Regions from separate parts of the Homo sapiens genome. Here region 1 is linked to region 2. Evidence: chromatin loops called from intact Hi-C (ENCODE). Cell type or tissue: mammary epithelial cell. All regions are shown on one strand. Each heading gives the region's core, and the rest is flanking DNA. Links, peaks and the distances in the headings are about the cores only. Region 1 has its middle 74 kb from the start of CSRP2. Region 2 has its middle 150 kb from the start of NAV3.

The links. Hi-C counts contacts between places; a loop is a spot of excess contacts. Peaks named below come from ENCODE experiments on the same cell type or tissue, not always from the same donor. Only the 100,000 strongest peaks of a DNase experiment are listed, where the experiment ranks them.
Region 1: it touches region 2 in a loop (18-fold over the local background); 5 of 110 quality-filtered maps call a loop at or near these places.

The regions. Positions count from the first base shown.
Region 1 is chr12:76,951,871-76,954,796 of GRCh38, reverse strand. No RefSeq gene overlaps it. Among named protein-coding and RNA genes, the nearest start is that of CSRP2, 74 kb to the right of the region's middle. In mammary epithelial cell, for the core only: a CTCF peak has its summit at 1,604 (motif pointing left); a DNase peak (open chromatin) is centred at 1,626; H3K27ac peaks cover 325 bases.
Region 2 is chr12:77,683,961-77,686,886 of GRCh38, reverse strand. It overlaps a transcript of NAV3 not described here. Among named protein-coding and RNA genes, the nearest start is that of NAV3, 150 kb to the left of the region's middle. In mammary epithelial cell, for the core only: a CTCF peak has its summit at 1,546 (motif pointing right); a DNase peak (open chromatin) is centred at 1,576.

The sequences.
Region 1 (2,926 bases), core at 273-2,772, 730 kb after region 2:
GGAAATTGAACACACTTTGCCAAAGTATATCCAAAATACTTTGTAGATTTTACTAGAATACCATGCTATGTGGCCTAGAAAAAAAAAAATTCTGGGAAAGGGGCAGATTCAAACAGGGTTGAGAGGAAAAAAAAATTCCTTAGACGGGAATTTCCATGAAATTTGTAAGATAAATAATCAGAAATTAAAAGGGAGGTTTGTTGCTCTGTATAAGGAAGGCAAAAAAAAGAACCACACTATTTTTTTTTTTATTATCGTTGTTGTTAGAGGAAAGGTAGCTGCACTCTAACTAGCTGAGTGACTTTGGGGAATGTACTTCACATGTGAGTCTCAGTTTTCTCATCTGTAAGATAAGTGACTGTGAGAATTCAATGATATAATATAAAAAGTACTTAGCTATAGTGACTGACATGTTGTAAGTTTCAAAACTGTTAACTATTATCATCATCATGATTATTCTAATTATTTCTCTTTCCCTGCCCCAATCAGTGCTCACCAATGAGTGAGAATTTATTATATTCCTCTTGTGTTCTTTGAGAAGATTGGTTTCTAAGAGATTTCTCTCTCTCTCACACACACACAGACACACACACACACACACACACACACACAAGATGTGCCTACAGGCAACAGAAAAAAAGTAATATTAGAACAATCTGCAACATGAATGATATGAATGATCTTGGACCATCACCAAGATCAGTAGGACTTCACCCCCTGGCCAATAAATAACACTCACATCTCTCTTACATGGAGCGTGGCTTCCAGAGTGCCAAAGCTGCCAGTCCTCTGTGGCTGGAAGGAAAGTTGTCATATAGGGAAGACTAAAAGCAAAACAAGAAGGTCACAAAGGAAGGGACCTCCTATTCTCTAAGAAAGATGAAAACGGATCTTTTGCTGTTTTGCTTGATGTTTAAAACGCACTGAGTGAATTCAATCTTTTGAAAAGCATATGGACATGCCAGGATTTTGGTTTTTTTTTTTTTTTTTTTTGGGGGGGGGAAATTTGCTATACCTGAAACATTTTTTTCCTAAAAATGTCTAAGCTGGATTTCCTAAAAATATCTGACATTTTTTCCCTATCAATGTCTAAACTGGCAACAGTTATAAATAAACTCTTTGCTGGAATCCTAGGAATTGATTCTTAAAACTTAATATAGTTGTAGTTAGTGGTTTATAGACTGTTGAATAACTAGGCCAATAAAGCAAGCAATGGGACCAAGAGGGTAAGTGGTAGGAGGCAGGTGGATGGCTTCATTTATACAAGGCTGGGGGTCTCAGGGTGCCAAGTAGGGCTTGTGTGGAGCCAACCATCTAATGATGAGAGAAATTAACAACTGGCTGGTAAGGATATGTAACCTTTAATCTGTTCCACTTCTGGTCTTCCAGATTTCTTTCTCTCTCTTGATTTCAGTCTCTGAGTCTGGAGCCTGAAACCCATAATAGTGTGAACACAGCAATTTATTAATGTAGAAGTACTTTATATTTCAGAAGTATAATTTCAGAGCTGGGAAGGATTTGGGGAGGGGTGATCTCGTTCAGACTAGAACAGTCAGTCATCTCTTCACTAGGATGACACCAGCATGACAAAGACCAGGAGTGCCACCCTCAGGCTGTAGAACAGATGGAGAACTGGAAAAACTGGCTGGAAAGGAAAGTGAGAGAAAGGGAAGGCAGAAAAGAACAATGGAAATTAGCTGCAGTGGAGAGTGGCAGCTACAGTAATTGTTGTAAGACTTTCTTACAGTGTCTGTGACTCGAAGCCATATCTACCCCTGGGCTAGATTTTACCTATGCCATTCGACATGTGACCTGATATTAGAGATATAACAGAAAATTATGTGCCAGGCACAATTGCTAATGCCTGCAATCCCAATAATTTGGAAGGCCGAGGCAAGGGGATTGCTTGAGCCCAGGACTTTGAGACCTGCCTGGACAACATAGCAAGACCCTGACTCTACAAAAAGTAATAAATTAGTCAGGCACGGTAGCACATGCCTGTAGTTTTTGCTATTTGGGAGGCAGAGGTGGTTGGATCCCTTGAGCCCAGGAGTTTGAGGCTGAAGTGAGCTATAATTGTATCACTGCACTCCAGCCTTGGTGACAGAGTGAGACCCTGTATCAAAAAAGAAAAGAAAGAAAATGATGGTCTACCTTTTCATGAGTCCTACATCCCCAATTATTTCTTTGCTAGTAGGCAGGGAGTCATATCATCCCAGACTCTGAGCTTAGACAAGTGGGGTATGTGTGATCTTCCCATGCACCATCACTATCTCCCTAAATAATGCATAATGGTTATTTGCTTAATATTTTACAGTTTACAAAGCAATAAAGCTCCATGGTTAAGACTCTGGAATCAGAGAGCCTGAGATTGAACCTTACCTCTTACTGGTTGTGTGACATGGGGCAAGGTAATTCATCCATTCAGCAAATACTTATGACCATAATGCACCAGGCACTACAAACATAACAATGAACCAAACAAATGTCCTTCTTTGTATCATGTATCTCATATGCCAGTGGAAGAGGTAGACCGTGAACAAATAAGTAGACACATGCATACTAGACCGCAATAGGGGCTAAGGAGAAAAAATATAAAGCAGAGAAGGGGTAGCCGAAAAATTGGAGGTGTGAGCTGCACATTTACATATAGTGACCAAGGAAGGCTTACTAAGAAGATGAATTTTGAGGAAAAAAAAAGACTCAAAGGAAGGAATCATGTAGATAATTGGGGGAAACACATCCAGGGGCAAAAGCTGCCCGGGGTGATGACCCTAAGTAAGGGGAAAGGTGGTGTCCAAGGTCACAGTAACTGACTTGAGCAAGTGAGGGAGAGAGTGGGATAAGAAAAAGCCAGAGAGGCAGCCTTGTAGAACATAGGGTGGATTTTGGCTTTTACTCTGGATAAGGTGGAAAGATTTTAAGT
Region 2 (2,926 bases), core at 316-2,815:
GCATATTACAATACAAATTTTAATTAGAAAAAAGAAACTATTAATTTAAAGCTTCCTCAGAGCTTTGATTTGGAAAGGTGTTAAAATAGAGAAACAGGCAGTGGTGTATGTTAAGACCTCGTACTGTAAAGTCAGATGAACCTAGGTAAACTCGTGGCTTCACTCACCATATGCTTATGATCTGAATAAGTTACTTCGGCCATTTGTGCTCAGTTCCCTCATCTATAAATGGGCATAATAATGAAATGAAATAATACATGAAAAGTACTGAGCACCTATGGATGCTGTGTGTCATGGATGCATCATTGATTGAGGCTTAAAATATCCTGACAAATCGAAGTCTGATAAGTCAAATATTACATATATAGGAAAAGTATAAAACAATTTTTTAAACAGAGCCAAACTACGAAACCAACTTTAGAACAAAGCCTCTGTTTTTAAAAAAAAAAAAAAAAAAAAAAAGAAAGAAAGAAAGAAAAGAAAAGAAAAAATCCGGTGGGGCACGGTGGCTCACGTCTGTAATCCTAGCATTCTGGGAGGCTGATGCAAGCAGATCACCTGAGGTCAGGAGTTCAAGACCGGCCTGGTCAACATGGTGAAACCCCGTCTCTACCAAAAATACGAAAACTAGCCAGGTGTGGTGGCCTAGGCCTGTAATCCCAGCTACTCAAGAGGCTGAGGCAGGAGAATTGCTTAAACCCAGGAGGCAGTGGTTGCAGTGAACTGAGATTGCAAAATACATACATACATACATAAATCCATCCCTTAATAATCACTATATCTAGGCTCTGAATATATCAGGACAGTTAAAATCAGGCATGATGGGAGAGGAGGAATTCCACATCTAGAGAGTCAAATCCATCCATTTTATTCCAGTAAAACATCAGCTTTCAAAAACTAGACACTTCTGTTGACAATGTTAAAGAGACACTACTATACTGGCTAAGAATAGCTCTGTGCCTACAGCATATGCATTCAATGCTTTGTCAAAATTTCTAAACACTCTAAATGGCAACGGCATAGTGAGGCAAAATGTATTCATTGTGTTTAAATTTTTCTATTTATAAATTATCATATGTAAGCACAACATTGAAAGCTGTTAATGGAACCCATTAGGCTTAGACACTACACAGGGTAGTTTAATAAATACTAAAACTAATTATTTTTAATGAGGTTTGAAATGGGTTGGCAATGACCTGACAAACAGCCATTCTTACAGTTCTCTGAGGCTTGCTGGGTGGAGATGAGAATCTTCCGGGCTATTCATTTCAAGAAGCTCTTGAAAACGGGAAAATTGGTAATTAGATATGAAAGATAAAAGTGGATAGGAAGCAAAAAGATATAAATGGAATATAAAACCAATGGTGTGCGTGTGGGTATGTGTGTGTGTGTGTGTGTGTGTGTGTGTGTGTGCATGTGTATGCGTTGGGAGTATCTTAAAGATTTGAGCTGGAGAATCTGTCATTGAAGACAGTGAATGAACAAAGAGAGAAATGAAGTTCAGAGTTCTTCACCATGATATGATGCCATTGGAAATGTCGATCAGCAGATGGCGCACATGTCAGGAAACTTGTTTCACTGCACAAAAGAATTGCTCCAAGGCGCTTAGCAAATTTCGTGGCATGTTACACACCGCTTACAGGAAGCCTGGTTAAAAGATTTATGCATATTTATCTGTTTGATTTTTTTCAATAACCCATTCATAAAAATATTTTTCTATGAGAACATAGGAACAATAGTAGGTTTCATGTAAGTACTCAAAGCAACTCATTAAAAGTTTCAGCTTCAGAATCTTAAAAAGGAAGAATGAAATTAGAGGAGCAATCTGACATTAAGATATAGTATAAACATAAAATAATCACGACAGTGTGACATTGGTATTAGGATACATGAATAGACCAATGGAACAGGTTACACAGTCCGTAATGATTCTGACGAAGGTGTCAGCAACAGGGAATTCAATAGTGAAAGGAAAATTTTTTCAAAATATTTTGCTGGGTTAAATATATATCTGTATGGAAAAAAACGGAACCATGATTTATACCTCAGGCCATATGCAAAAATTTAACTCAGGGTAGATTACAGACCTTGGCCAAAATATAAAGTTCAGTGAAGAAAACATAAAAAGAATATCTTGGCAATGAGTTATATAAGATTTTTAGAACAAAAAAAAGGAATCATCAGAAAAAAATTATAATAAATCTGACTTCTTCAAATGTAGTAATTCTGCTCATTAAAACACATCATTAAGAAAATTAAAAGTAGGCTGGGCATGGTGGCTTATGCCTGTAATCCTAGCAATTTGAGGGGCTGAGGCATGAGAATCTCTTGAGGCCAGGAGTTCAAGAACTGCCTGGGCAACACAGTAAGACCCTGTCTCTATAAAAAAATAAAAAAGATAGGAGGTTCACTTGAGCCCAGGATTTGGACACTGCTTGCCACTGGACTCTAGCCTGGACAAGAGAGTAAAACACTGTCAAAAAACAAGAAAGAAAGAGAGAGAGACAGAGAGAAATGAAGAAAGAGGCAAGCCCCACAAACTGAGAAAATATTTATAATACATAAATCATACTTGTATCCATATTATCTAAATAACAACAATAAATAATAATAATAGTTAAAAATGGGCAAAAGACTTGGGCAAACCCTTCAGAAGAGTATATGTGAATGCCAATAAACACATAAAAACATGCTTAACATAGTCATCAGGAAAATGCAGATTAAATCCACAATAAGATTATCACTTCACACTCATTAGAATGGCTAAAATTAAACAGTAATAATGCCTAATGCAGGTCTGAATGCAGATCACTGGGATCACTCAGATATTGCTAGTGGGAGTGTAAAATTGTTCAACATCTGTAGAAAATCATTAAGCAGTTTCTTTTAAAATTATACTTACCTTATGACCCAGCAATTCTACTCC